2 separate regions of the Homo sapiens genome follow, and region 1 is linked to region 2. Evidence: chromatin loops called from intact Hi-C (ENCODE). Cell type or tissue: HepG2. All regions are shown on one strand. Links, peaks and the distances in the headings refer to the core of each region. The heading gives the core; the rest is flanking DNA. Region 1 overlaps FMNL2 (formin like 2). Region 2 overlaps FMNL2 (formin like 2).

The links. A loop is a pair of places that touch in the nucleus more often than their neighbours do. Peaks named below come from ENCODE experiments on the same cell type or tissue, not always from the same donor. Only the 100,000 strongest peaks of a DNase experiment are listed, where the experiment ranks them.
Region 1: it touches region 2 in a loop (2.8-fold over the local background); 5 of 110 quality-filtered maps call a loop at or near these places.

Annotation. Positions count from the first base shown.
Region 1 is chr2:152,477,960-152,494,128 of GRCh38, forward strand. All of the region lies in intron 1 of FMNL2 (formin like 2), which reads left to right. Among named protein-coding and RNA genes, the nearest start is that of FMNL2, 150 kb to the left of the region's middle. In HepG2, for the core only: no CTCF peak of the experiment used is centred there; a DNase peak (open chromatin) is centred at 8,302; H3K4me3 peaks cover 1,080 bases.
Region 2 is chr2:152,415,813-152,431,981 of GRCh38, forward strand. All of the region lies in intron 1 of FMNL2 (formin like 2), which reads left to right. Among named protein-coding and RNA genes, the nearest start is that of FMNL2, 89 kb to the left of the region's middle. RefSeq lists enhancers at 7,861-8,587, 8,588-9,313. In HepG2, for the core only: no CTCF peak of the experiment used is centred there; DNase peaks (open chromatin) are centred at 5,909, 10,079 and 10,389; H3K4me3 peaks cover 771 bases.

The DNA.
Region 1 (16,169 bases), core at 4,732-12,731, 61 kb after region 2:
AGCTTCTGGCACCGAGAGCCTTTTTAAAACTCATCTAAACACTATTATTGATCATTCACAAGTGGTGGTTAAATTTTTTTTTAAATAGCAGAATCTTTGTTACCCAAATTAAAAGTTACACAGAACCACAGTATATAAAATAGTTAAAAGCCAAACACTGCCTTGTTCCTGGGCTCCCTGGGGCCTCCAGGGGACTTTGAGAACTTTGGTTACATTGTTTGAAAAATTCTGACTAAAATGTATATACTTAATATACGTATACATATATACATATATATATATATATATATATTTTTTTTTTTTTTTTTTGAGACAGAGTCTTACTGTGTCGCCCAGGCTGGAGTACAGTGGCATGATCTTGGCTCACTCCCGGGTTCAAGTGATTCTCCTGCGTCAGCCTCCTAAGTAGCTGGGATTACAGGCACGCGCCAACGTGCCCAGCTAATTTTTGTATTTTTAGTAGAGACGGGGTTTTACCATGTTGGTCAGGCTGGTCTCAAACTCCTGACCTCGTGATCTGCTGGCCTTGGCCTCCCAAAGTGCTGGGATTATAGGTGTGAGCTACTGTGCCCGGCCTGAAAATTTTTTTAGTTATTGTTACAAAAAGGCAAAGTGTACCAAATAACAAAATTGCAAAACACCATTCAGGTATTATGGTGGTGATCTGATTGTGTTTTTATTTTAGTAGGAAGCAGTTCTATACATTGAAAATCATTTGTGTTTAATGTTGAGTGGTGTAGAAAATGTTCATAATATAAAGACTAATGTAGGATGAGAGCTAAATTTCAGGAAGGTTCAGTGAGTATAAATTCACTGAAAAAAGTATTTAAAAGTATTATAAAGACAAAGATGAGTTTTACTAAAAAGCTTATATGGATGAAATTAAGTAGAATAAAGATGAAACTTTGTGACCTGGTGAATTTCAAATAAGTATATTAAAACTACAGTATATGCTTGATTATAAGGCAACTCTCAAATGAGGTGATGTCCCACATTCTCAAGAAGAATAACAAATAAGTTCTGAATGTATAAACTTCTTGGGATATAGGTGAAATAATTGAAAGTATGTTAATATTTAGTTACACATATAAAATATGAGATAAATTTTAGAAAACCTTCATTTTCCCACTCCAAGTTTTCAAGAAACAGTTTTTTTTTGTTGTTGTTGGTTTGTTTTGTTTTGAGACGGTGTCTCACTCTGTTGCCCAGGCTCGAGTTCACTGATGTGATCATGGCTCACTGCAGCCTCGAACTCCTGGGCTCAACCAATCCTCCTGCCTCAGCCAATCCTCCTGCCTCAGCTTCCTGAGTAACTGGAACTACAGGCATGCACCACCACACCTGGCTAATTAAAAACAAGTTTTTAGGAGGGATGAGGTATCACCATGTTGCCTAGGCTGGTCCTGAATTCCTGGGCTCAAGTCATCCTCCTGCGTTGGCCTCCTAAAGTTCTGGGATTACAGGAGTGAGCCACTGCTTCCGGCCAAGTGAAGCAGTTTTATTTAAATCCTACATGTGCTTCAACATTACTTCATCACCAGAACCACTTTTTGGCTCCTTCTATAGTTTGAGTATGTCATCTTTATTTCTAAGTCTGTATGATATCAATTTTGCATTAGCACCTCGACTTTGATGTTTTTACATTCTAAATTATCTACATGATGTAAAAAATAATTACTTGGAAAGAAAAAGCTTAAGTACATTGGCTTTAAAATATATATAACTGGGAGATTGATGGATTCATGGATGTTGTGGGTTGTTTTTTTTTTTTTTTTTTTTTTTACTCTGTCATCCAGGCTGGAGTGCAGTGTCGCGATCTCGGCTCACTGCAACCTCCGCCTCCAGGGTTCAAGCGATTCTCTTGCCTCAGCCTCCCGAGTAGCTGGCACTACAGGCACGTGCCACCGCACCTGGTTAATTTTTTGTCTTTTTTTTTGGTAGAGATGGGGTTTTTTGGCCATGTGACTTACGTTGCATGGGAGTGTATGTCCTGCTTTACAGGTATTGGCCTTGGCCTATAACTCGTTCGGCGGAAGAACATAAATGAATGTGATGCAAGCATATACTTAAATGGGATGCCTTAAATGTAATTGGGATTTTGTGCTAATGTGAGTATCATGAGAAACTATGCCCCAGCTACCTGCTACCTCTTCAGCCTGGACACCAGAATGACGTAGGTGGTGTAGCAGACCTGATTCTTAGCCTTAGCAGGCAGGCTGAAGATCTCTAGGATACATCACACAGCAACTACCTGTTGGTCTATCAGATCTAATTTGACCACTACAACTCACAAATCTAATAATAATCTTGCATTTTTTTGTCTGAATTAGCAGAACCAGAAGTTACACTTAAGATAGGTTAGGTAATTTCTAAATTAAAAATAACTCTGGGCCAAGCGCAGTGGCTCACGCCTGTAATCCCAGCACTTTGGGAGGCCGAGGCGGATGGATCACCTGCGGTCGGAGTCCAGAACCAGCCTGGCCGACATGATGGAATGAAACCCCGTCTCTACTAAAACTACAAAAACTAGCAGGGCGGAGTGGCAGGTGCCTGTAATCCTAGATACTTGGGAGGCTGAGACAGGAGAATTGCTTGAACCTGGGAGGCGGAGGTTGCAGGGAGCCGAGATCATGTCATTGCACTCCAGCCTGGGCGACAGAGCAAGACTCTGTCTAAAAAAAAAAAAAAAAAAAAAAAAAAAAGTGAAAATCAGCCTCAAAACAAACAAACAAAACAAAAAAAACTTTGGGGATAATGCCCATCTACCAAGGGCTATGCAGTAACTTGGGATTCTTGGCAGTAGGCATTTTCAAGAATACAGTATACATGGAAACCAGATGCATGCAGTAAAAAATGTATCACCAGCCTTGAGTGCACTGTTCATTTTTCCAGTGAGACCTTCAAAGGGTCTGTGAAATGAAGCCTGGTGTTTTCCTCTTCAAGGACTCATTTTTGAGTACACTAAGAACAAAATTTTGGCCTCTCTGTTAGGCATAATTTCAGAGTCTCTCTCTACACATTCATTGGATTTTGCAAGATATGTCTGTATATATACACAAGTGGCTCCCATCTTAGTCTGCAGATTTGAAGCATATGTATGTGCTTGTGCATAGTCATTCTGCCTCTGCGCATGTTTCACTAAATTTATTGCATGGACTCTTTTATGGCTCTCTAAAGGAAAGTAAACACTTAACTGAACAAAAAGTTCAGCTTTACATTTTAAAAAATTTCTTCTAAGCAGAAGAGTTTGAGATAAAACATGTCTAGTGACGCCTCCATTTATCTACTGCTTACCTAGTTTACTCGCCAAAATAGATCATTTAATTGAAACTATCCAGTTTGTGTGATGTCTTCCTAAAATACACTTAACTGATTGAAGTTTGACCCACCCGTTCATTATTATCCATTTTCATTCAAATAATTAACTTGATTATGACTTCGATATAGCACTTTCAACAGCCAAAAAACAACGTTTTGGCCTTTTTAGTACTTTTCTACCCTGGTATTTCACGTGAGACTCACGTGGGGAGCTTTAAAAAATAGTGCTGCCCAGGCTTTTCCCCCAAGATTCTGATTTAATTTGTTTGGGGTGGAGCCCAGGCACTGGTAGTTTTTTAAAGCCTCCCAGGTGAGTCTAACTTGTAGTCAGAATTGACAGCCACAGCTACAGCTACAGCTACAGCGTTTTTGTAAACTTTATTATTGAAACTAAGCAATTCAGGTTGAAATTTGTTTTACGTGTAGGATTGTCGTGATAGGTCCTCTCCAGTGTTCAGATCAACCTGATAATGTCAGATCTTCTAGGAAATTGGTGTCATGTTTGCAGCGTTATTTATCTCCTATTTTCAACGTACTTTGGGGCCATTCTTGGAAGGCTGATCGGGAAAATTAGTTGCATAAATAAAACCTTAATGCTAGCCTGGGGATAACTACCTTCCTTTATGACTCCAGCTATTTAGGTAGTACTCAAAGTTGCCTCTTAAATCACACTGCCTCAGTCAACTTTATGGAAATGGATTTAAATAGTGGTGAACTTTCCTCCGTCATGGAGAGGAGCCCAGTGGATTTGCTCTGGTGACCTCAGTCACACTCAGCACAGTAGAGCCTTGTTAGGGACCCAGGAGGCAGCAGTCTTACCTTTCTCTGCCAGATGACTATGTAAATAGTCAATGACAGGTCGCTATAAAAGTTTCAAATTCCTAAATGAAAACCAAGTTTTCCAAGGAAGAAATACAAAGCCTTAGCATGTGTACTTAAATTAAAAAATACTTAAGTCTACTGGAACTGTGTATTTTTTTCTACCACATGAATCTTTTTTAGAAGAGGGGATTTTCTTTCTCCCCTAGCCAGTAAATATTTATCTTTTGGATATATAGACCAGCTGCATATACTGCATGGATTCCTTTCCATTCATATGTGAAATAGCACATTTTTTTCCACTAGCCAGCAAGACTCATACTAGTATATTACTCATAATAGGATGCATTGAGTCTTTTTGATTCATTCTTGCTCTTCTAGGATCCTCATCAGCTTCCATGGAAGTTTACGATCAGTTTCTTAAGACTGGCTGCGATGGGTTTTGCGTGTGAGGCAGTGTGCTTAAGGTTCTAGACTCAAACTTTTTGGATTTGAATTCTGGCTTTTCCACTTAATAACTGAAGGACTTAGTTTTTAAAAGACTTCTCTAAACCATATTTTCTCCATCTACAAAATGGGAATAATCATTGCTACCTATCTCATAGGGCAGTAGTGAGACTCAAATGAGGTCTTTCAAGCCTTTGAAACAGTTTCTGGCATTCTGTAAATGTTAGCTGCTGCTGCTACCTACCCTTCTAATTACTGGTGTAACTGCCTGATACTGTCCCCGGTATTACTCTTTGACATAATTATAAAACATCAAGTAAACACAGGTTACTGGTGAATTAAGAAAAAGGATCAACTTTTTTTTCCTAGGCCTCTTGTAGGCAGTCTCTCCTGGGGTCTTCTGTTTCATGAGTCAGAGGCTTATCTCTCTGTGATTACAGGCTCACTGGGGGCAGGCACCTATTTTATTTTACCTAGATAAATAAATAAATCCAATCCCTTCCCATGTAAAATTTTTGTGTATCAGCTGTATTGAATACTTGTGTCTATTAATATGAATCTTATGAATAGTCTTATTGCTGTAAGAATTCCATAAAGACTGGACATTGTTTTTCATGGTATTTTGACTCTTTAAAAAAACACACACGCAAACAGAAACATGGTGGAGTGGCTGAAAATTGGAAGCTTAAATTTCCAAGTTCATGTCTGTGTCACTGTAGACCCTGACTGGAAAGTCATCATTTCCTTGAACCTAGAGGAATGTGCTGAAACAGTAGTAGGTGTTGGTTAAAATTAGAACCAACTATTTCCATAACCAGAATTACAGACACATTAAAAAAAAAAATAAAGTGACAGAAATCTACTAGTTTTTCCTTGTGTATTCAAGAGGTTTTTGACCCAGTTCAGCTAACTACAATTGGATTCTGTCCCTGGACTTGGCACATAACAATGCATGGTAGACTTTCTAGACCTGGCGATGGAAACTCGGAACTCTTCCCAGGTATGAGCCCTTAAAAAAATGTCATCAGGATCTGAACAGCAAATGACAGTGACTTCTCATGTTGTCTCCTTTGTGCCCTCCTTCCCTGATGCTAAGCCCCAGGAAAAGATTCCATGTTGACATTATTTGTGTTTAATAGCTCATTACTGTGTCCACGCTCTCCAGCTTTCCTTTACTAGCAGTGAGCCTGCCAAGGCGCCAGCACTGCAACTACACATGTTTCTAGACTACTGTATGAATTGCTCATCTCTTGAAGCTATTTATTTGTAGCTAATAGCTAGCATTTGTTACCTCTTGAGAACCAGAGAAATGCACACACAGTTTCCATGGAGAGGGGGAAAAAAACCCAAACAACCTATGATCCAGGATCCTGTTTTTGTCTAAGGAATGCAGTTTGCTTGAGCAAGACTCTTAAGATGTATTTGTATAGGGTGCAGATGTTAGTCATTAGTGCTTAATGTATGCTGAGATGGGACCAGCTAATGGACCCTCTACACTGGTCAGTGGTGTTGAATCAAGCTATTGCTGGAAGGTCCTGAGGAAGTAGTTTCCAACGGTAATGGCCCTGATCCCTTTGCATATCGTTTCTTTTGGCCTTTCCTCCCTCCCATGCTGAATTATAACAGAGTCACTGGTGTGCAATTCCAGAATGTCTCAGTTTTTTCATCAGATACCTAACATTTACAAAATTACTTTAAATATTTGCCTCAGTCCAAGGTCTTGGGACTCAGCACCTTTTTTCTTGCTTACATAATTTAAAAAGTCTATGGTGCCATTTTCTCAATGAACAGGACTAGTTTAAAAGAGAGATATTGGGCCAAGTGCAATAGCTTTGCCTGTAATTCCAGCACTTTGGGAGGCTGAGGTAGGAGGATCACTTGAGGCCATGAGTTTGAGAGCAGCCTGGCCAATACAGCAAGACTGTGTCTCTTGAAAAAAAAAAAATAGCTGGAAGTGGTGGTGCCTACCCAAAGTTCTAGCTACACAGGAGGCTGAGGCAGAAGTATTCAGTTGAGCCCAGGAGTTTGAGACCATCCTGGGCAGCATGAGACCTCATCTCTATAAAAAACTTAAAAAATTAGCCGAGCATGGTGGGTAGTCCCAGCTACTCAGGAGGCTGAGATGGGAGGATCACTTGAACCCAGGAGTTTGAGATTACAGTGAGCCATGATGGTGCCCCTGCACTCCAGCCTGGGTGACAGAGTGAGACCCTGTCTCTAAAACATAAAATGAAAAGAGAGCTATCAATGGCTTTAGGATTTGGGCTGTAAACAGTGATACAGAAGAGATGAACTTTGCGAAAGAATAAAAGATGCTCTTAGGGATTGGGGAGTGTCTGGTGCATTAATGGTTCCTGTCTTGGGAAAAAGCTGTGTGTAGCAATGTTCTTGGGTGTTCACAGTAGCTCTTGTATATGAGACGTGGTCATTTTCAAGGTTGTTCACCAGTGGTAGAAGAATAGATGGCATTTGATGCTTGTTATTTTATACTTTTAACTTTTAAAATTATTCTGTAATTTAAAAATATTCTGGGGCTGGGCATGGTGGCTCCCAGCACTTTGGGAGTCCAAGGTGGGAGGATTGCATGAGCTTAGAAGTTTGAGATCATTCTGGGCAACACAGTGAGACCTGATGTCTACAAAATAATGTTAAAAATTAGCCATGCATGGCCGGGCACGGTGGCTCACGCCTGTAATCCCAGCACTTTGGGAGGCCAAGGCGGGCAGATCACGAGGTCAAGAGATCAAGACCATCCTGGCCAACATGATGAAACCCCGTCTCTACTAAAAATACAAAAATTAGCCAGGCATGGTGGTGTGCACCTGTAGTCCCAGCTACTTGGAAGGCTGAGGCAGGAGAATCGCTTGAACCTGGTGGTGCACACCTGTGGTCCCAGCTACTCGGGAGGCTGAAGTGGGAGGATCGCTTGAGCCCAGGAGGTTGAGCCGTGATTGTGCCACTGCACTCCAGCCTGGGGGACAGAGTAAGACTCTCTGCCTGTCATAGATAGATAGATAGATATAGTTTTCAACCTCTAACTGGTTTTGTGTGTGTGTGTGTTGACAATTTATCTGATGGTTCTTTGAAAACTGAAAATGTGTCCTTCATTCCAACATTATACATTTAAAAAATCGAATGTTTTAACATAAATATGGGAGGAGTACTCCATGAAGGTGAAAGCCAGTGATTCTCCTTGAAGAAGGGTATTGTTCTGTGCTAGCGGCATCTCCATTTCGCCTAGCAATTGTAGCAGAATAGAGACTGCATCCCCTCTCATTCTACAGGTAAAGAATAGTTTGAAGAGAAAGCTTAGTGATTTCACTGCCAAAAGAAAGCTTTTAACAAAATTGCTTATTAAACCACACCTCAGGCTGTGCAGGGACATGGGAGGAGCGTGCAATTTCTGAAAAAGAATATTTAGAGGAGGATTTTATTGTATAATTGGCAAACTTCTCATCTCCGAGAATAATTGCTTGATTTCATGGAAAGGACCAGAACTTGGGTATCTTGAGGCCTAAGATAAATAGATAGCAACGGATCATGCTAGTCCCCATGGTTACTGGGAACTGAGCTCAAGTGGATTGTTATCCTGAACAAGTCTGTGTCAGGATATTCTTGTCACCTTTCAGCTCTTTGGTATTTGCTCTCTTTCTTGAATCAGCAAAAGAAATCGCTGTAAAGTTAATGTAATTTACGGGAAGTTCCCGTGCCACACTGCATGCTTTTGTGTGTCACAAGACTTAAGCTTCCTGCTACCCTCTGTTAAAGGAGAACTTTTTATGTTCCTAACAATATACGATTCTTTCAGGAGCTATTTACATAGCTGGGTTGGTTAATAGACAACTGGGGACTGGGCTATAAGCATTTTGACCTGGAAATATTTCTTTGGGGTTATGTGAACTACTGTACAATAAAACCTCAATTAACTAGGATTACTTGGAGAAAAGACAGTTTCTGGTTGAATTTTCTTTTAAATGGAAGGTTAAACACTTTCCTTTTCTCAACCCTTCTTATTCACTTTCTTCCTTTGGCTTTTGGAATTCAGATGTTAAGATCTTGAAAATAAGTTAATGTTTCATTGAGTTAGTCCGTAACAGTGCTTTGGAACATCCTTGAGTTATGAAGCTTGTTATTCAGGCTTTACTTTCTTCAGAGGATTAAGAGGCTTGAACGTGGCTGCTAAGTTCTCTAAGTTGTTTTCTGGGGGGAAGAATAAATTTTTCTGTGTAATTTTGTTTTCTTGTATCTTTATCAGATTCAGAATAAAAAAGCTATCGTAACATGCCCTGCATCAGTAGGCCTTGTTAGTTACGTAATCCTACTATTTGAGGGTTTAGGAATATTCTAGCAAAATATAACAGAAATGAGCCGTTAGTAAATTGCTTAACTTAAAATATTTAGTTTTCTTCTGTGTGTGTTAAAGTCAAGTTATATTAATTTAATAGGCAGTTGGGTTGGCTCTTTTGCATAATCCAGACAATATATGGATCCCACAAATATTTATTGAGTATATACTCTGTGTTCTTCATATACCATGTTAGGCAGTTTTGTAATATCAGTAATGAGACCAGCATAAGTGTATTAACCTCTGATAACCTTCACATAAATCTTATATTCTACAGCAATGAAAACTTGTCCCTAAGGGACTTTGTGGTCACAGCAGTTCTGATTTCCTTGTTTGAAATTTTTGTAAACTTTCCAACTTCTTTGTTTTGCACTCAGTACTTAAAAATAAATTTAATGCCAGAAGTAAAAGTACTATTATTTTCATCAATCATAAGTTATAGATAACAAAAACTCAGAAATTTTTCTTGAACATAGGTAGGGAACTTAGGTGAAAGGACTGCTTTAATTCCATCTAAAAGATAAAACCTAATACTGACTTACAAATATGTTGCTAAGAGTTTAGTGTCTCCAAGTAAAGGTAGAAATTTTACATTATCTATCAATGATATCGGCGAAAACTAAAATTATTAGGAAGTAAGCTAAGAATAATTTATAGTCTAGATTTTTAACTTAAAAGTGGAACCAATTTCCAATGGTTTCTTCCCTTAGTTCTTGAGTTAGCCATACTGTGACCATTAAAAAACATCTTTAAAATGTATGTGAAAAAACCTGAAGAAAATGTGGCAAAGGGTAAGATTTGATAAGAAATGGGTCTAGGTTTATAGGGAATGCATTATAGTCTTTATAGTTATGTGTGTTTGAAATATAATAAAACACTTTTAGATGAATTCTTTCTTTTTTTTTTTTTTCCTTTTTGAGACACAGTCTCACTCTGTTGCCCAGGCTGGAGTGCAGTGGTGTGATCTTGGCTCACTGCAACCTCCATCTCCTGGGTTCAAGTGATGCATGTGCCTCAGCCTCTGGAGTAGCTGGGATTACAGGCGCACACCACCACACCAGCTAATTTTTGTATTTTTAGTAGGAGACGGGGTTTCACCATGGCTGGTGTTGAACTCCTGACCTCAAGTGATACGCCCACCTCGGCCTCTCAAAGTGCTGGGATTACAGGTGTGAGCCACAACGCCTGGCTAGATGAATTATTTCCTTTAGAAATTATTTTCTGTGTATCTGCAAAAGTGTTTCATTTTAGTACTGTGAAATGAATAGGCCCTATGCTGGGTCCTGTTGGGGTTTGTGATTTATAGATGGTAAAATACATTTCACACTTACAAGATGAAGCAATCTACCTCTATATAAAGAGCTTGCCTGTGGGTGGTTGTAGCAAGTGTCTTCTTATTATTTCACAATTGAGGGCAAGAGAGAGGTCAGACCATTGGTGAAACCCTTAGTGCAAGCAAGTCCGCAAATAAGCTTTTTAGCTACTTAAGCCTAGGTGTTTTATTGGCATTGAAGGCCAAGACACACGAGCAATACTTGCACAATCAAAAGTTCTATTTTTCCAAGACATGCTGGTCACACAAGAAAAACTGAGATAACATATAATTTATTTTTCCAAGACATGCTGATCACAAAAGAAAAACTGAGATAACGTATAATTTAGTTACTGTGTATCCACTTTGGATCCAGATTGCATATCTATATCTGTCTGTAAACAGACATATGCACACATATATATACCTGTGTGTATGTATATATGCACACACACACATATATATTTAAAATCACAGTACTTAATTAATTTGCCTCCAAAACTAATGGCCACATTAATGCCTTTGAGCTAAGTTAGACTGGCTGGAATCAGTTGGCAAGATCCTGGTAAATGGTTTTGGTGTCAACTAGGACACAAGCCAGGTGTGGTGGCTCATGCCTATAATCCTTGCACTTTGGGAGGCTGAGGCGGGAGGATCACTTGAGGCTAGGAGTTTGAGACCAGTCTGTGCAACATAGACTCCATCTACAAAAAATAAAAAATTAGCCAGGTGTGGTAGCATGTGCCTACAGTCCTAGCTATTTGGGAGGCTGAGGCAGGAGGATACCTTGAGCCCAGGAGGTTGAGGCTGCAGTGAGCCACGATGGTACCACTGCACTCCAGCCTGAGCAACAGCGAGACCCTGTCCAGCAGGGTAGAGTGCAAAGGATGCCTGTGGAATGGGAGAATCTGTTCAGCATCCATCCTCCTGCTTCCAGGCTAAACCCATGAGAAGAGTGCTGTCAACAAAAGAAGTGTTCCCTACAGTGGGGAAGAATTGAGGTTAGCAGAAAGGGTAAAACAAGAACAAAGTAATTCCTAGCCATCCGAAGAGGTGGAATGGGAAAGGCAACACCTATAACAGGAAGGAAATACTCCATCTGGGGCTGAGCCTGTCTTATTCTGAGGCCCAAGCTTGGCTGCCTTTCTCTTCATTCCCTCTGTGTGCCACTTAACAGTATGCATTTCAACTTTCTTTTCAGGGAGGGGCCAGATGTAGAAATGCCTCACACTACAGTGGAGGAGACCTCACCAGCTACCTGTACCAGTAAGATGGGATTAGCTCAGGAAACGTTGTTGTTTGTTTGAGGGACAAGAATAACATGAAAGAAGGAGCAAGATTAACAGAACAGCTGACCTAGAGCTGCTAGGCACTGGATGGTCCTCTGTGCTTATATACACAATGTAATACTTGTAAGGAAAAAGCAAAAGGCTTGGAGGAGGCTGTGGACTACCTATAGTTGACAGTATTTTCCTTTGTGGGGGTGGTGGATGTGGGACGTAGAATGTAAACTTCCTACCTTATACATTGATGTTACTTCATTGATTATAGTGAACACTTTATAGACTGAAACAAGTCTAAGAAAAATTCATCTTGAGCTGAGGAGATAGAGATGACCTGCCAAAGATTTCACATCCACAAAGTTTGTATGACTGATAGTTTTAATAAAAAAAATTTGTCAGCCAAAACATACTGAGAGTTTCTTAGTCGTATTAACTGATCTGAAACTGTTGCCACTAGGGGATATAAAAGATACTACCTGTATTTTAGTGATAAACCACAAAGAATAAAATGAGTTTTTAATTAGCATCATGCAGCCACTTAAGTATTAGCAAAGAAAATTTGTAGCTGATCTTTCAGTTCTCTGTAATATAGAAAAACAGATGCTGCATCTCTAGTTTTGCCTGTGCCTGGGGGATATTTAAAACTTGTACTAAAATGTTAATTTCGCCATGGTAGAGGTGACGGGGAAACTTGCAAAAAAAGGGGAAAGAGGAGGGAATTGGGTGCATAGAAGTGAGCATGAGGCCAGCAGTAGGGAATGAGTTTACAATAAATAAGGTGTGAGAGTGGTTGGGGGGAGTGGGAGAGGTTTGGGGGCTGGGAAGACAAGGGAAAAGAAAATGCAGGGATATGCTATTTGTGTTCATTTTGTCTTTGAAAATCGTAAGTGTACAGCATCATTCTCGGGCAGAGTCTGGGAGGACTTGAGTTGACTGCTACAGTTTATGATCTTCCCTAAACATCGACGTTCCTGGAAATCTTTGGCCTCTGAGCTGACTTCTTCTCTGTTGCTTGTGAGCCAGGAATTTAACAGCTCTGTTGTATGTGCAGGCTGCAGATGCTTCTCTTCAGCTTTTGCTATCCAATGTGTGTGTGTGTGTGTGTGTGTGTGTGTGTGTGTGTGTGTGTGTGTTGGATAAACTTAAAAAACCTGTTGCTTCCATGCAACGGCCCACACAACTTGGGACTCATGGTCAGCCTCACCTTCCACATTGGCTAAAACTCTACAGGAAACAGTTTATGGAGTTTAAGGAAAAAAAAAAAAAAGGAAAATTATCAGACTCCAAGCAAGTTATTTATGGACCAGTGTGTGAACAGAACATCTGATTGAAAAAAGAAAAAATTACAGATGGGTGGGGATGGAAAGGCAAATGTGTTGTGTAGCTGGCCAAGTAATATCTGGTTGTGTCAAAAAACGGGAAAAAACATCATCTTCAATGAGTTACGTTATTTGTATTCCTTCCATCTTGCCTGCCATGTGCCTTGGATAATGCTGCTGTCTATTAAGCCCTCTGTGTCCTACTCCCTCGCCAGCTTTGCTCCATTGTGCTGTTGGTGGGGACACAGCCCAGGTGGTTGGGTGATGCCTGTGCTTTCCTCCTGCCCTCTTTTGGTGTTGCTATTTGAAAATCACTTGTATAATGAATGTATCCTCTCCCCACTCCCATTGTTATGTGAAAAAAGCCAGTAAAAATGAACATCTGGCAAAGAAACTGTCCCAATTTAAGGAGGAAGTTTGCTAGATTTATGATCTTCCTTTGTAACTCAAGTATAAACTGGCCACTATCTGAGGAGTGAGGTCTTGCTACACAGTTTTCAGGGTCAGGGGGCCAGGCAGGGGTCGGGTAGGGTGAGTGGAAGCTCTGGGGTTGCCGCCTAGGCTGGAAAAACACTGTGCATCAGCTGAATGGCTGCCGGCCTGCCAGGATGCTGCTATTTTCTATCCTGATTCAGTTTTGTGAAAGGACAGTGGGTGTGAATTGTTGGCTGGGTCTCTGGATCACTAACCAGAAATAAGCTTAGCTAAATTGACCACAAGAAATTTCACTGTTTTAAATCCCACCAGCCAACTCCCCAAATTTTGCCTTTTTTGTCTCTTTCCTTGAAATTAGTTTAACATTGCATAGTGTATTTTATCTTCATAATGACTACTTAAAGATGGTTTTAAAACTGAACTATAGATCAGCCAGGGTGTGATGGCTCATGCCTTTAATCCCAGCATTTTGGGAGGCTGAGGCGAGAGGATCACTTAAGGTCAGGAGTTTGAGGCCAGCCTGGCCAACATGGTGAAACCTCATCTCTACTAAAAATACAAAAATTAGCCTGGCGTGGTGGCGTGCACCTGGAATCCCAGCTACTCGGGGGGTTGAGGCAGGAGAATCGCCTGAACTCGGGAGGCGGAGGTTGCAGTAAGCTGAGATTGTGCTACTGCACTCCAGCCTGGGCGACAGAGTGAGACTTCATCTCAACAACAACAACAACAACAAACTATATATTGTAAAATAGAGTTATACTGAGCTAAAGTATACATTTTAATCATTTATGTACTATGAAAAATAGTAAATTGCTTTTGTAAAAATAAAAAGTACTGGCATGAACACAGCATTGTTCCAGTGGAAGGAGTTTGTGGGTTTCAGAAGTTTATTACCCTCTGATTTAGATATGGTCCTGTCTGTTGAACTCACGGTCATGGTATAATGACATCTCTTCATTCCGTCCCCCACCCTCTGCCCCCAGAACAATTACCTTGCTTTATGTAATTTCTTGTTAGATCAGTCTCTATCTCCAAAAGCAACTGGAATAGATTAAATCAAGGCTCATACACAGCCTATAAAAACAGGAACTTCATTTCGGGGAAGATTTTTGTAAGATCGTTTTCTAAAATAGCATAGTATCAGAAATATTTCTGTAATGCTTTTCGGCAAGGAAATTAGTTCAATATTTTTGGCTTTGTCAACTCAGTTCTCAATAATAGCTGTACTCTGTTGTCATTACAGTTTTGGCTTTTCTCAACTGGAGAATGATTTTATATTAAGTGCTTTGTAATTATTTTTTTCTTGCATTTTTATCTAAGGCTTTGTAAGGGGGGTGTTCAAGTACAGCGTGGAACCAGATTCTTCTTTTCCTTATCTTTCATAATTTTCCATGTTTGTTTTGAATTAATTAGTTTTGATTCAAACAAAAAAACTAGCATTTTAAAAGATCTGGTGTTTCAGTATTTTGTTTTGTTTAATCACCCCTTGTTTCTTTTGACACTAAATTTTTCTCAGGAACTAAGCAGATCGGTTATCGTTCCTCTACTTTGCTTTATTGAACTCCCTAAGTGAAATTTGTTTTAACAAAGAGGCAGTGTTTATGTGTTGGTGATAAAAAGAAAATAGCCGATATATTATTACTTTTTTTTTCTTCTATGTCACCTTGTTATGTAAGGTTATTTCATTACCTTTGTAGTGTTTTTCATGGAAACCGTCAACAAGGAAGTACCTAACACTGCCCAACATGAAGCCAACCATAATTGTGGATAGAAATAGTAGACTCCTACTTCCTAGCCTTAAAGAATGTATAATTTAGTTAGCAAGTGAAATCCCAAGGGGTACATCATAAAGCAATGAATGATTCAAATTGGCACTGTAAGAATAAGTTCTAGGTGGTATGGGGCAGCCTATAAGAGCTATTGGAATTTAAAGAAGCAAGAGATTCTTATGCAATTATGGAAAATGTTCTCGAGGTAGAGGAATTTGAGAGTTCAAATTGTTTTCTCATCAAACTTCTCCTCATTTTAGATTCAGCATTTGATAGGTAGGCTTCCAGTGTAATTTCTTTTTTCCTGTTAACAAAATGAACCTCAGAATTCTGAAAAGGAAAGATACTGATTCATTCAAATCTCAAATGTCCTAACTTTATAGAAGAATGTGGTACTATGGAAGGGCACAAATCAAGGTGCTGTTAATATGAGCGGTGTTGTAGTTTGGATATTTAACCCTCTAAACCTCATGTTGAAATGTGATCCCCAATGTTGGGAGGTGGAGCCTAGTGGGAGGTGATTTGGGTGATGGGGGTGGATCCTTCATGAATGGCTTGGTGTCCTAATGAGTCTTCCTGGTGTTATCACTGGTGGTAATGAGTGAGTTCTAGCCCTATTAGTTCATGCAAAATATGTTTGTTAAAAGAGCCTGGCACCTCTGTTGCCACGTGATCTCTGCACACAGCAGTTCCTCTTCCCCTTCTGCCATAAGTGGAAGCAGCCTGAGGCTCTCACCAGGAGCAGATGCTGGCACAATGCTTTGTGTACAGCCCAGAGAACCATGAGCCAAATAAACCTTTTCTTTAGAAATTACGCAGCCTTGGGTATCCCTTTATAGCAACACAAATGGACTAAGACAAATAGTCACCTTTAATTTGGGTTTGTAGGATAGCCAGTGTTTAGGACCCTGTAATTTTGCTTTTAAAACCATGAAAGCTCATTTCAGATATTAACAAAGCATTTGGCTTACATATCTTATTTGCTTGGTGTGTACACAGGCTGGATTAAAAACAAAAGCAAATACAGTTTGGAAGAAAATAAAGCCAGCAGCATCCCCTGGTGAATCCCTTTAACCATCCACCCCAGGAATGTCTGCAGTGCTGGTTAGGGCAGAGTGGGGC
Region 2 (16,169 bases), core at 5,472-13,471:
TTTCTTCACCAAAGGGACATGGTTGATGTGAATTGATTCTCTGAAGAAATATTTACCATAGCTGCTTCTGCCAAAGTGAATGTGGTCACCAGGGCAACAATGGCAGCCGTCTTTATCCAGATAAGTGCAAGAGCTGAATTCAGATGCCCCTTCCTAGGGCTGCCAGCTCATGTGAAGTTTGGCATGCAGGAAATGGATGTTCAGTGTTGGCCTCACTGAGTTTTGGAAAAACCCCACTTATTGGAGCATCTGCCAAGCATGGATGGAGGAGGGCTTTTCAGGATTGCAAAACTACTTCTAGAGAGACTGGTGAGTAGAGGGATAGTGTTATGGACATACGGCTCATTTTCCAGAGGTACTATTGAAACTTTCTTCGGTAACCATAAGGGAAGAGGCAGAAGTCTTCTCATCTTACCAGGATGCCTATGAGAGCTGGAGGTTGCTGGTGAAAGAGGATACAAAGATACCTCCAGAGACAGGGCAGGGAGTGTGGTGTACTTACCACATTTCTGGAATTGACTTGGGAAGTGGTGTTCACTTCTTTTATCAAAGCAAAACTAGTAACTAATAGTAACTACTGACTCATTTATTTTTTGTCTTCAGCTTTTATGAAGAATGAACTGACTTTCTAATTTCTATAAGAAACTGCACCAGAGTTTATCCCCCACTGGAGAGGGCTGCTTAGATGGTTGGCAAAGCTTCCATAACATCTCAGTTTCTCTAACATTTGAAGTAAAAGACCAAAGCTAGAATCAAATATGTTACTTCTTTCCATTGCCCAGCTGCAGCTTTTACAAATGCATCACAGTTGAAAGTGCCTGAATCTAGAGTTGTCCATGCTGACTTCTAGCCAGGCCAGGCCAGTGGCACTTCTGTGATTTGGAGGAGACTTTCAATGAAATTAGATTGTAGCTGCTATATTTAACTTTTAATTATACACTATTGGGATGTTTTAATTTCTAAAGTGTCACAGCCAAGGCATGAAAATGTGGATCAAGTAGGCAAATGGAATTAAAAATACAACAACATAACAAACTCTAACATCCACCAATTGTGTCTCAGGTAATTAATTAGAGCAGCCTGTAGTTACTAACCTGTGTGGATGTTTCACTGCTCGGGAAGAATAGTCCCAGTGTTTTCTAGATTAGTGGACTGTTCCAAGGAGGGCTGAAATAAGTTTCAACTTGAATTTGTAGATCTGGATAGTCAAACCTTAACAATACAGGCATAGGTTGTCCTCTGTGGGTATCTGTAGTGAATTACAATTCTGTATTAACTTCTACACGATTACTTATCCTAGTCTCATTAGGGAACACGAAATTACCTGAACAAACCATAAGGTAGCATAGACGTTCAAATCTGACATGTGCAAAGTTCCTTAAGCTAATTAGAAAATACACACATTGATCTGTGAATGGATGCCCTTCTGCTCCTTTAGGGCCAGTGATTGAGAGGTGTCTGTTGGAGGTTGGTGTTGAACTTGTGCTTGAAGTCTCCGGATACAAAACTTCACGGTTCTGGTTTAAGCAGAAGTCTTCATTGAATGACATCGATGTGGAGAGAAAATTCCTTGGCTTTCTGTCAGCTGAATCTGCTGATTTGTAAGACTCTTGGGGCAGGTTAACAGCCTTGTTGGTTGTTGTGCTGTGCTGACAGTGGGACCAAGCGGGGATCAGGAAATAGTCTAGGGCATTGCAAGGTTGGATTTGCTTACATTGAGGTGTTCCTGTGATCTGTGCACATCACCCAAGGTGATCAGGGCCTTGAGGCTTAGGCTGAAAGGCTGGCTTTCGAGGCAAAAGATCAGAAGGAAGAAAACATGCTGGCACCTGATGTATATCCCCTTTTGCTCTGCTTCCATCTACGGTTGCTGCCTGCTCCTCTGACATGTAACTCACCTCCTCTGTGCCTCATATTGTTAGAGCTAAATTTCCCACTGAACCCAGACTGTTATTTTTGACCTGCCCTGCCTATTTATTTGTGCACCAGTGAGTGTGTGAGTAAATGCATTATTTTTATTATTATTATTTTTTCTTTTGAGACAGAGTCTTGCTCTGTTTGCCCAGGCTGGAGTGCAGTGTCATGATCTCGGCTCACTGATCTCGCTGATTGAACCTCTGCCTTCTGGGTTTAAGCAATTCTCATGCCTCAGCCTCCCGAGTAGGTGGGACTACAGGTGCTTGCCACCATGCCTGGCTAATTTTTTGTATTTTAGTAGAGATGGGGTTTCACCATGTTGCCCAGGGTGGTCTCGAACTCCTGAGCTCAGATAATCTGCCTGCCTTAGACTCCCAAACTGCTAGGATTACAGGCATAAGCCACTGCACCCAGCAAATGCATTAATTTTTAAAAATTATAGCAGCTCTTTTGGAAGAATTGAAACATAGAAAAATTACCCCTTAGTCCATTGCATTTACATGGTGATTTTCTTTTTCATTTCATTTTTTGGCCACGTTTTTAATTTTTATTTTTTGCTGTGGTAAAACGTTAAGATAAAATTTACCATCCTTGCCATTTTTAAGCATACGGTTCAGTGGCATTAAGTACATTTGTATTGTTGGTGGTGCAATGATCTTCACCGTCTGTGTCCAGAACTTTTCATGTTCCCAAACTGAAACTCTCTACCCATTAAACAGTAACTCTTCATTCCCCCCACCCCTTCCCCTGGTAACCACTGTTCTCCTTCTCAGTCCCCATGAATATGCCTATTCAATGTAACTCATAAGTGGAATCAGGGAAGTTGTGTCCTTTTGTGTCTGGTTGATTTCACTTAGTATAATGTTGGTAAGGTTCATTCTTGTTGTAGCATTTGTCAGAATTTCATTCTTTTTTAAGGCTGAACAGTAATACTCCATTGCATGGATAGAAACCTCATTTTGTTTATCTATGCATCTATTGATGGACATATGAGTTGTTTCTACCTTTAGGTTATTCTACATAATGCTACTATGAACATTGGTTACAAGTATCTGTTTAAGTTTCTGCTTTCAGTACTTTTGAGTATGTAACTGGAAGTGGAGTTGCTGAATCATATGGTAATTCTATGTTTAGCTTTGTGAGGAAGCATCATACTGTTTCCACGGTGTCTGCTGCACCCTAGCAATGCACGAGGGTTCCGAGCCCTCCATATCCTTATATGCTTGCAAAGGATATGTGTCTTTTCCTTTTTTTTTTTTTTTAATAATAGTCATTCTGATGGGTATGAAACAGCATCTCATTGTGGTTTTGATTTGTACTTATGCATAGGTTTTTTAAAACTATGTTTAAACAGAGTGTACTTATTTTTCATCCTTGATCAGTTAATATTTTGTCATGTTCTCTTTTTGCCTTTCAAAGGACTTTTTTTGTTTTTTATTATATATGGACAAATTATAGTTGCAAATACTTAAGGGGGTACAAAGTGATGTAATGATGTTTGAACTCAATGTGGAATGATTAAATCAAGCTACCTAACCTATTCACCTCAAATATTTAACTTTTTTATAACATTTGAGATTTTCTCCTAGTGATATCGAAATGTACAGTATGCTATTATTGTATTTACCATGCTGTGGAATAGCCCTCAAAAAAGGAAGAAATTCTGTCATTTGCGACAACATGAGTGGAATTAGAAAACATGCTAAGTGAAGTAAGCGAAACACAGAAAGACACCACATGTTCTTACATATGTGGGATCAAAACAATCGAATTCATAGAGGCAGAAAGTAGATGAGTGGTTACCAGGGGCTGGGGGAAATGGTAACGTGATGGTCAAAGGGTACCAAGCCTCAGGAGGAGTAAATTAATTTATTTTTGAGATCTAAAATGACTAATTTTAATAGCTTTTTTCTGGGATCCATCCTGAAGTTACCAGTTTTCTGAAGAAAAGCATTTGAACCAAGAATCCAAATGTGGGCTTCACTACAGAAAGGAGAAACACAGGGCAAAACTGTGTCTAGGCGCCCCTGAGACCACCCCAGGAGGACTGTTGGGCTCCCTGTGACCTGTTTTGGAACTCTGGGGGAGCTTTATCAGGGAATACACTTGCTGGAAGCTGCAGAATATGGGAGAGACTCCGATTGTAACAGGCAAGTTTCTGGTGAGACAAAAATGGATTAAACCAAGACTAATGCCAGGCATCAGAGACAGCAAAATCATCCAATTTATCATCCTTCCCTCAAGGCTGAGAGGTTTTTAAGTAGTTTGGAAAAACTTGGAAAGGGATAGGGAAAGCTTGAGAATAATTTAAAAACTTGTCCCCTGCAGGCCAGTTTGCTAAAAGCCGAGTTTTACCAAAAGGCTAAAGCAGTAATTAAAGCAAAAAGCCTTTGAAAAGGAATCTTGAACTACCCCATTAACAGAGATTACAGGGTATGGTTAGTAAACACCAGAGTATTTAAAAGAGAGTAGTGACACAGAAATGAATGCCTTGTGAAAAGACGAATTTGGTCACCACAAATTATAGAAACTTTCAGAATATACAGAGAATGCCTGTAAGCCAAATGGAACTGTTGGTAGAACTGAGTTAAAAAGTGTTTTCTGTAGAGTTTCATTTGTAAACGTGATTTTTAAGAGTACAAGCTGAATATTACTTAAAATGCCAGTAGGAAAAAAAGTCACACCCCTTTCCTAGTAACTGCTTTTTGAACCTGAAGTTTTTGGAAAGAAGCATCGGTTTCTGAGTATGATCTGAAAGTACTGGCTTTAATAAGGTCTTTCTCCGAGAATTGTTGCTTATCTTACAAGGCAGAAGTGACAAGGATGGTACTCAGCACTGGGGCATTGGGTATCAATGGTGAGCTCATCTCTGTTTCAGGAAGGAGCTGACCAGCGACATCTCATTCCAAAAATTGCCAGATAGATGCAGCACTGAGCTGCCTCCCAGGTCATCCCAACTGATTAATGTGGAGATCTGCAGACTAAAGCAAAGAGAAAAGTGATTTGAATGGACCTGAGGGACTTTATCCTCCACTATGAGGTTGCAGGGGGTGCCTTCTGTGACGGTACCTTTGTAAGTTATTACAAACCTACTGGTGGAAAAACCTTGACTGAGTTCCACTCTGAATCCCAGTTGTAGAAGCATCATGAAATTGAGCACAGGAAAGACTAGGAGTAGGAAGAACTGGGTTTCGGACTCAGATTTGCCTGTTATTCGCCTGAGATGTCTGGCGTTGGTTGCTTGCCTTTCTGCAAGGATTGTAGGGTACCGTCCAACGCATCTTGTATGTGGGGACATTTTGGAAACACATAATACTGTGTAAGCATTGTTATTAGTAGGTAAAATGGTAAAACTGAAATGAAACAACGCCCTGCCCAGCCCCGCCACCCTAACAACTCATTTCCCCTTTAGGCATTTTCTTGTCAGTGGGTACAACACTTCTGTCAGTATCTTTGGCTCTGAGGAAGTCAGTGGAATGAATGACTTCAAGTCTTTGAAAAATAAATTCATGGCTTACTGTGGGCAGTAATTTGTTTTATCCCAAAGCCGGTAATGTGAGGTATTTGAACCAACCACAAATTAATTATCCTACTATATTTGCAGCAGTGTTAGGGTTACAGGTACAACCTAAGCACCATTGCCATATCATTCTGTTTCTGGACAATTAATAACATGCAACCGTGTTGGGACAACAAATCAGTGCTAACCTCTCTGGGGAAACTCAAGTGCAATTGTGAGATGTAAATCTCCATCCACAGGCTCTGCAAAGGGGGAAATATAGGAGTGGCTACTTACTATGTGAAATGCACAGACATGACTAAGAGTAGAGAGTTGTATATTCTGCCTCCCAAAATCCTCCTCATGTGGCTTTCTCCAAAGCCTTCTCAGAGGACACTGAATTCACCTAGGAACTTCGAGAAATGTGAGATGATTCAATTCTGTTGGCAGCAGTGCCTTTCCTGTTACTGATTACTGGCTACCCGGGAGCTCATTTCCTTTGTACTGAGTCATGTGCACTCAGAGAGATATGACCAGGGAGTGATGTTATAGAAATTGCGTAAGTGTAGAGAAAAGGTTTGGTTCCCTTATTTTGCATGATGATCTCTCACTGTGCATTTTATTATGTTTATATTTAACTATGAAGTAATTGCTATTACTGCACTACTGTGTTTGATGCCTACCCTGTGTCAAACATTAGGTATTTTACGTTTATTATCTCCAATCCTAAGTAATGCCTTCAAGCTAGGTAGGTTTATTGATGAGGAAACCGGTGTGGATAGGTCAAAATAAACTGTTTTAGGCCATGCAGGCTGAATTTGAAATCATCTAATCACCTTTGTAAATCTGACAGGGCCTGAGCTCTTTAGGTCAAACCTGCTGCCTCCCATGTTTAGGGGAATAGGCTTAAGAAGTTCAGGGAAAGTACTTGCCTGTTGAGGCATGTTTTCTTAGTTACAAAGGGCTTAAATTGTTTTGTGGGTATGTGAAACATTCTTCCCAGAAGCTGAAAGCCTCCTAGGGATTCCCTCGTTCTGTGTTTTGCCCATTCTTTAAGTCACGGATGCCCAATGTGAAGAGATCACATATGTTCATGATGCCCCGTGATCATCATTGTCATGCTGTTGCCTGAAGGGGGACCAGGAATAGATTGGCATCCTGGATTTTGTGACTTAATAGTTGATTCATTGGATAAATGGTTGTCTCATTCTTTTTTTGTTAATGGCTTTATTGAGGTATACTTTAAATGCCATAAAATTCACTCATTTTAAAGTATAGACCGAAATGATTTTTTTGTGGGGGAGTTTTCCTTGGGAGACAGGGTCTTGCACTGTCACCCAAGCTGAAGTGTAATGACACCATCTTGGCTCACTGCATCTTCTGCCTCCGGGCTCACCTCAAGCCATCCTCCTATCTCAGCCTCCCCAGGAGCTGGGACTACAGGCATGCACCATCACGCCCGGCTAATTTTTGTATTTTTTGTAGAGACTTGATTTTGCCATGTTTCCCAGGCTGGTCTTGAACTCCTGAGCTCAAGGAATTCACCCGCCTAGGCTCCTAAAGTACTGGGATTACAGGCGTGAGCCACCGCAACCGGCCTTGAATGATTTTTAGTAGATTTACAGAGTGGTGCCACCATTGCCACAATCTAATTTGGAAATACTTCCATTGCCCCAAAAGAAACTTTGCAACAGTTGTGTCAGTTTTAAACTGCTCTTTTAAGGTACCCTTCTCTGATGTGCTATTAGGTTCTCTAGCTGGCTATGAAGAAGAAGAAATCATCTTTGAAAATTATTTAAGTAAAATTTTTTTATTTTAATTTTTGTGGGTACATAGTAGGCATATATATTTATGGGGTACATGAGATGTTTTGGTACAGGCATGGAATGTGTAATAATCACATAATGTAAAATGGGATATCTTCCCTGAAGCATTTATTTTTTGTGTTAAAAACAATCCAGTTATATTATTTAATTTTAATCAAACAATATAGCACTCACCATATGTCAGGCACTGTTCTAAGTGCTTTGTGAAGATTAACTCATTGAATTCGTTGATTCCTCTTGACACACTTTGAGAAAGGTACTCTTAATATTTGTATTTTACAGATAGAGAAACAGAAGCATAGAAAAGGTAAATAGATTGGCCAGTGTCACAGAGCTGGTAATGATGGAGTTGGGAATCAAAACGTGTTATTCTAAGCACTCTAAAGCACCTGATGAGACCAGAAAGAATGGGGGAAGCAGTAGCTAACTAGATGGATGGAAGGCATCAGGAAGAGTAAAAGCCAGTACCTTCTAGGAAACAGCCAGAGCTTCAGATAGCCCTGGGTCTCAGATGCCTTAGTACAGAATAAAATAAGATCCGATAAATCCATCCTGGTGGTCTGCATGGCATTTGTCAGTAATCTAGGATTCCTCTGTCCATTTACCCTCCTCTTCTTTGCCTTGGTATCATAGGGAGCAAAACATGCTTTGATGGACTTTTGCTTTCTATATTGGACCTCAGAGAGCTAGAGTGATGTGCTTTTGAGGTCCCTTACCTGAGGGAGTTGGGGGTTGGGGGTGTCTGTGTTCTGGTCAAAAGGTCCTTGGTGAAGGTCTGAAAAGCCTGGTCTGGAATGATCTGTGGGAGGAACTGGGCCCATTGCCCCATATCCTTAGCCCACCTCCTTCCTCTTCTTTTGCAAATGGTTGTATTATAGTTGGTGGGTCTGCCCATTAACCTTGCCTATTTTGAAGCCTGGGACCTTTTCTTTGTTTAGGGGGAAGGCCTTTTGATCTCCTAGTGTGCTAGGATTCTGGGGAGGGAAGCTCATGAGGCTGGTATAGTCATTAAGTTCAGCTGTTCACTAAAAATTACCTTTCTCTGAATTTGGAAGATAGCAACCATGATAGTAATTCCCTCTCGGCCTCAAAGGGAAAATGACCACTCTAGTTTTTGTTTAGCATTCCCCTGTCCTTAGGGCACAAAAACCTTGTGGAAGTATTCGGTGGTACACATGAAGGAACCCGGGCTGGGTGTCTGTCCACCTTTGTATTTAGTAAATATAACGGATTAGCGCGTTTTGGTGGGAGGAAAATTTGACTCTTCATACTTAATGTGTAATGTACTTGGGATTTATTAATTGATTGATTTGCTGCTTGTGTTTTTTGGGCCTACCATCTTTTTTTTTTTTTTGAGATGTAGTCTCATTCTGTCACCCAGGCTGCAGTGCAGTGGCATGATCTTGGCTCACTGCAACCTCCACCTCCTGGGTTCAAGTGATTCTCCTGCCTCAGCCTCCCGAATAGCTGGGATTACAGGCGTGCGCCACCATGCGCGGCTAATTTTTATATTTTTAACAGAGACAGGGCTTCACCATGTTGGCCAGGCTGGTCTCGAACTCCTGACCTTGTGATTCGCCCATCTCGGCCTCCCAAAGTGCTGGGATTACAGGCATAAGCCACCACTCCTAGCCCGGGCCTACCATCTTTTTATTCTACCAAGTTATGCCCCTCCATTTGCTTCTGGCAGACTTTCATCCAGTTCAAGACCCTTTTAACTTATCAAAGGTCACAAGAAGATGCTCAAGAGGGAATCAAAGTGAGTATGTGGAATGCAGGGTATTCTGTCAAAACTGTTAGAATATATTAAAAATTGGAAAAGCCAAAGCTTGAAACACTATGTCTGGTATAACACATTAGTTGCCCATAGGAACATTTTGATCAAGTGATGGCATTGATACAAGGGCGCTGAGTTTGTGTTGTTAATTCACTTTTAACTCTTCATGTATCATTTTTGTTCTAGTTGTAAACTGGAAGAAATTTTTGGAGCTGAAAGGAACTTTAGCAAACCTTCAAAATCAACCTGCTTATTTTACATAAGTAGGCATTGAAACCTAAGAATGGTCAAGTCAGTTTTCCAAACCCCTGTAAAGAGTTAGATGAAAGGAGCAGTCCAGTTTTCTGGGTTAATTTTCTGGTGCTTTCGCATCCTGAAAATCCAATATGGGCCTTATTATAAAGCTATAGACGGGTCTATGAGATCTTTCTAGGTAAGAGTGCTATGTGCTATTTCAGTAAAGGAATTGGAGACAGAGTTATTTGAGATGGAGTAACTGCCAAGTGGTCTTATAATTTCCCTCCATTCTGTCCTGGTGATTAATCCTAAATTGGACTTCAGAATTCTCAGTTCAGTGTGATAAAAATGTTAGTAAAATCTCTGTACATGGCAGTTATAGAAACTTGTTTATTACATAATCTTTTTCTGACAATTCTGTTCTTAAATATCTTTGGCTTAATTTTCAAACAAAAACCAAAAATAAAAATAAATGATTGGTAGTCCTTCTAATACTTGTTCTAATTATACTGCTTTTTAATGATCAAAAAAGTATTTTAACAAAACAGCCATATATCTTAATATGCCAGAACCACTTAAAGTTCTACAGTCGTGTTTATACCAGGTATTTTTATTGTGAAACATGCCCCAAACACATCTTGAGCGGAGCTTTAAGTATGTCTTGTCTATAACATTGGAAAGAGATATGAACCCTCCTTTGGTTAATTGAAGTCAAGGTGTAATGCCTTTGTGGTTTCCCATGTGTTTCTAATCAATAGTTCTTGGCGGTTTCCAAACGACTTCCCCCATCCCATCTCTCTGGTATGAGCACTTCAGGAAACAAACTGTATTAACTTTGGCCAGAATACACAGAGAGGGTTGCAGGACCTTTTAGCAATTTTCTGTGGAGGATTCTCTGACCTGGTAGGTTGAATATCTCCTCTGTTAGCCTTTGGGTATACGTTGTGATAGATTTATGGTAGGGATAAATCATTTCCAGGATGATGAAGAAGTTTTAACATCTACCTCATTGTGTTATATAAAAATATTTAAGTGTTATGGCATCTGAGTAAATGGAGATGGGTGACAGGGAGAAAGGGAGTGAGGAAGAGAAGCTCAGGGTTCTTTAGGCCACAATGGACCTTGAGCTGTGTGTCATTGGCTATTTATTTTTGTGTGTCTGTGGCTGAAATGCTCTCCAGAATAGCTGTAGGAATAACAGCTGTTATTAGGAGTAAGTCAGACAGGGTACTTGTGTATTTAGAAGACCTTTTAAGCACTGGTAGCAGCCTAGACAAGCAGCCGGTAGAGATATAAGACAATGGCCCCTCGGTTGTGGTTGCCATAGCCCTTAGTATGTTTTATCACTTGCTTAGAGTTTTGTTCCAAAGGCAGGAGCCATGTGGCAGTGCACTTTCAGTGCCTCAAGCATTGTTTGTATGTATAGTTCTTGAAAATTCATCTCACTTTGTCACGTCACAAGATGAATACGTACTCAGACTTGATGTGAAATGCTTTCTTTTGATCATCAGTGCAGACACAGTGGTTCGACTTCATTAGTCAGAGGTGGGGCCCAGATACTGATGTTTTTTCAAAGCTCCCCAGATGATTCTGATGGGCAGCTGATACTGAGATTTTTTTTTTTTTGAGAAACACAGAAGCATATAAAACAACAATCTGTTTTGCATATATGCAGTACTTGGTATTTAGAAAAGCTGTTTATAGCCTATTCCTATTGTCAACTTGAATTACCATAAGGAAATATATTTAAAGTTTAGCCTTATCACCTGTTTGCATTAGGCAGTGGTCTCTAAGAAGCCTAACAGGTATTTGTAAGAAAAGTAAATTTTAAGCACAACTCATCCATCTAAAGAAATACATAAAAAATCAAGCATTTGTGGCCCATACTCTTCCTGCCATGCCCGTTGGTCTCTACCTCATGGCTCACATGGCATGTAATAGCGAGTCAGTGTTTTTGTTTTACAAAATCCTCTTCCAACTCCTCGTAGGAGAGGATTGTATCAACCTGGTTTGTTTCTCCTACTCTGATGTTGGAACGGTTAGGAGCAGGAAATCATTCTGATTAGGTCCCAAACTAGCATAAAATGAAAATCAGTGCTAGTAACCCCTGAGTCCTAAAAGATAACTTACAGGAAAGAGGGAAACCAGATGGGAAGTTTAAAAGCAGGAGAAGTTAATGCTTTAAAATCATTGTTTGGCTGGGTGTGGTGGCTCACACCTGCAATACCAGCACTTTGGGAGGCTGAGATGGGTGGATCACTTGAGGTCAGGAGTTCGAGACCAGCCTGGCCAACATGGTGAAACCCAGTCTCTACTAAAAATAAAAAAATTAGCCAGGCATAGTGTTGTGCTCCTGTAGTCGCAGCTACTCGAGAGGCTGAGGCAGGAGAATCGCTTGAACCCTGGAGACAGGTTGCAGTGAGTTGAGATCATGCCACTGCACTCCAGCCTAGGCGATAGAGTGAGACTCCTTCTTAAAAAATAAATAAATAAAATGAAATCATTTTTTGTTGTTTTAATTTCCATTATTGTCTTTTTTTTTCAACATAACATCTCTCTTAAAAATGAGACTAAAACTTTCAAGGTAATATGTGAAATGAAAACATTTCAAAAGGGTAGAACATGGGAAGACAAGACTTCCTCCTCTTCATGTAAATTCTATCCCCCAGTATTAACGTTTGAGATAACCTCTATGAAGCTTCTTATAAATCCTTCCAGAATCGTGTATGCAGTCAAGCAGGGCCCCTGGGATTAGATATATGGATTGTATTTAGATTATAGTAGGAATGACTCCCCCTGGGTTTGTGCAGTGCACATACCCTTGGCCACACGTGGTCACCCTATATGCAGAGTATACTCTACCTTTAAAACAATACAACATAGGATTACATTCAGTGTACTGTGCTATACCTTGCCTTTTTCAATTAACAGTATATAATGGAAACTTTGCCATTGTCTTTAAAGGATATTGTCACACTGCCAAATTGCCACATTCCCCCTTTGTAAAAGGCAACACCTATTTAAATTACCAGTGGTGTATGAGAGTACCTGTCTCAACCCATTCTTGCCAACTTTGCATTTTATCAAACTTGAAAAATATTTGCTGATTGGTAACATATTCATTCCAAAAATGTTTTAAGTGACTTCTGTGTGCAAGGCTTCTTGCTCTATCCTGCAAAACAAAAGCAAATCAGAACCGTGCTTTCTTCTTTTCTAGATGTCTGTGGTTTAATGGCAGTGAGGGACAAAAAGCAAGCAAACCACAATTTACAATTATTTTATGTACAGATTTATCATGGAAACAAAGGGGCAGCTGTAGTAAGCCATTATAGTTTAATGTAAAGTTTAAAATGCCATAGAAATATGGGTTATTGCTCTTTGTGTTGCCTGCAGTATTTTTCTTCTCATTTGTAAATATATTTTCCATTTAGTTTCTTGATGTCTTCTAGGTTAGCTTATTGCATAATTTAAGAGCCTTTTTCCTTTTGCTGCATCAAATATATGGTAGATAGCCAACTTTTTAAGGACTCTCTTTTAAAAACCTTCCTGAAATGATACCATTTTATTCTTTTTGTAAAGACCCCTATAGAATATCTAGGGAGGTTGAGAAGTTTCTAGTATTTTGAAATAAGAATTTATAGCAAACCCTGTGTTTTGACTAATTGTGTTCTATAATTCTGTGATGTGGCTATTGGTCATAAGTCATTAGTGACTTTGGATAGAGATAGTTCGAGTGGTGGGGTAGAAAGTGTTTCTAGTTATAATATGTCATATACCTCAAGGTCTAGTCTAATGTCTGATGCCATTTTTCTGGTCTGTCTAGAGATTCATCTAACACTGCTGCATGAAAATAGTTAAAGCTTGCATGTTCTCACTTACAAGTGGGAGCTAAATGATGAGAACACATGGGAGCATGGTGGGGAGCAACACACACTGGGGCCTGTTGTGTGTGAGGAGGGAGGAGGCAGGTGGGAGGAGGGAGAGCATCAGGAAGAATAGCTAATGGATGCTGGGCTTAATACCTGGGTGATGGGATGATCTGTGCAGCAAATCACCGTGTTTACCTACGTAACAAACCTGCACATCCTGCACATGTACCCCTGAACTTAAAATAGAAGTTGGAAATTTAAAAAAGCCTTAGAGGAACAAAAAAAAAAAAAAAAAAAGAAAGAAAATGGTTAAAGCTGAAGACAGCACGCAGTGTCCGACCAAATGTGTCCATGCAGAGCTGTCCCTTTCTAGGCCGGTGCCCCTGCCTTACATTGTGTGTAAACTCTTGATCCTTTTCTAGAGCCTAGTGAAGGGTCTAGCTGTGGGAAGTGGAGCATGAACTGGAAATAACTTCCTGCCTCTAGCGATTCATTTTTCTTTTCAGCACCATTTCAGCGATAGAGGTTTTACTGAAATTTAAAGAGAGAAAGGCTAAAAGCTTAGTATTTCAATGTGCCAGCTATTGCTGACTTGCAGTAAAGAACTGTTGCCGAATTAATGTGGTTGGTATTTACTGACAGATCCCTTAGATAGCCCACTTCTTTTGTCTTTTTTTTTTTGTTTTCTTTTCCCTTCTAAGACTTCTGTGGCATCTATCTTCAATTTGTCTTCAATTTTGGGGAAATGCTCTTTCTTTTTTAATTTCTAAGTTTTTAGAAATTGATGCTCTCAGATATGTCTGAATTGACACAGTATGATGGGGATCTAAGACCTGCTTTTGTGCCTGGGAGCCATGAACGTTACACTAAGCAGTCGAAATTTCTGTGCTGTAGTTTTCTTCTCTGTAATATGAAGGTGCTGGGATAAATAATCTGACATCTTGCTTATTCAGCTCAACAATTCTGTGCATATATTGCATTTACACATCTATCTTGGATTTTTAAAAGATGTGGCATAGGTGATGGGTTGATAGGTGCAGCAAACCACCATGGCATACGTCGTTTACTTACGTAACAAACCTGCACATCCTGCACATGTACCCCTGAACTTAAAAACAAAAAACAAACCAACAAACAAAAAAAGCAGTGGCAGCAGATGTGTGCTTTGAGCAGTTGGTTATATTGAAATTTTTATAATACTGGTTTTATCAAATTATGACTAATTATCCCTTCACTTGCAAAATAAAGTGGTTTTCATTTTCTATGTGGAAGTCAAGAGACTGTACTGTGCTTGAGTTTTGGAAATGAGTTCTCACGTTAGTCCATTTTAGAACTTGCGACCAGGCTATCCTTTGTCTCTTCCTTGACAGACAGCAGTGGGTTGCCAACGTGCCCTTGTGTGCACACTCACCTTTTCTCTTCTCTTTATTAATGTTCTGTTATAGGCAAAATGAACATTGTGCTGAAGGTGTGTTAACTCATTTAATTGGAGATGAGTGAAATATCATTTTCTAATGGCCTTCTGCATGCCTTAGAGCCCAGGCCTATGGGGTACGTTGAAGACGTGAACATTGTAATGCAAGTTAATGTTTATATACCTACTTTCACTTCCATTCATCTCTTTCTTTAAAGGTTGATTAAAGATTTATTTCAGGCCATGCACGGTGGCTCACGCCTGTAATCCTAGCATTTTGGGAGGCCGAGGTGGGCGGATTGCCTGAGCTCAGGAGTTCGAGACCACTCTGGGCAACATGGTGAAACCTCGTCTCTACTGAAATACAAAAAATTAGCGGGGCATGGTGGCACGTGCCTGTAGTCCCAGATACTGGGGAGGCTGAGGCACGAGAATTGCTTGAACTCGGGAGGTGGAGGTTGCAGTGAGCCAAGATCATGCCACTGCACTCCAGCCTGGGTGACAGAGTGAGACTTGGTCTCGAAAATATATATATATATATGTTTATTTCAGCAAATTCTGGAATTATGCCCTCCCCTCCCCCCTTTTTATTTTTGCTGATTGATGTTTAAAAGTGGACCATTAAAAAATGTAATTCCAAGATTGCCTTGCATCTGTTTTGAATGATTGTGTTTTGCTTTACAAGGGGCAGAATGACTTTTGGGGCCAAATGCTCAGCTGACTTTTTGTTCGCTGTTTTCTGCAGGGATCTTGAGAATAATGGTTCTTTTTAAGGCCAATTGTTACTTTCTTTCTCACACAAAGGAAAAAAGAGACTATCTTTAGGAAACACTGCTTTAAATCATCTTCCTTGAATATTAATTCTCTGTTGCTTCCTCCAAAAATGGAGAAAATAATCCCTACCCTCATAGGCTTATTATAAGGCTCAATTATGATAATGGTGTGAAAACTTTGAAAATTAGACTTCAGAGAAATTGAGTTAATCTGGGATTATTTATCAATGTCTTAGTAACCAAAAGTTTAAAATGTGTTTTGTTTACCAACTGGTTGCATGTACATGGTTAATCCAAAAGGCTCAGCTTTTCAGCAAATGGAAAAAGATTAACTTCTTTATGGATCACATTATGAGATGAAACACATTTCATTCTAGCTGCTGAAAAAATAGCAACATGTTTTTGAAACCATTGTGATTTTGTATTGCAGTCACTAAAACATCAAATATATCATTTTTATGTTAAAGTGCCCTAATTTGTGTTGTTACATAAAACTTGGAGTACCTTGACCAAATAGAAGAAATTAATGTGCCGCGTGTCTGTTTTAAAGATGAAATCTGAGCCCAGTGTGAGGCTCATGCCTGTAATCCCAGCACTTTGGGAGGCTGAGGCAGGAAGATTGCTTGAGTCCAGGAGTTGGAGACCAGCCCGGGCAACATAGGGAGACCTCATCTCTACAAAAAATAAAAAATAGACAGACATGGTGGCACATGCGTGTAGTCCCAGCTTCTTGGGAGGCTGAGCTGGGACAATTGCTTGAGCCAGAGAGGTCAAGGCTGCAGTGAGCTGTGATCACACCACTGCACTCCTGGTCTGGGCAACAGAGTGAAACCCTATCTTTAAAAAAAAAAAAAAAA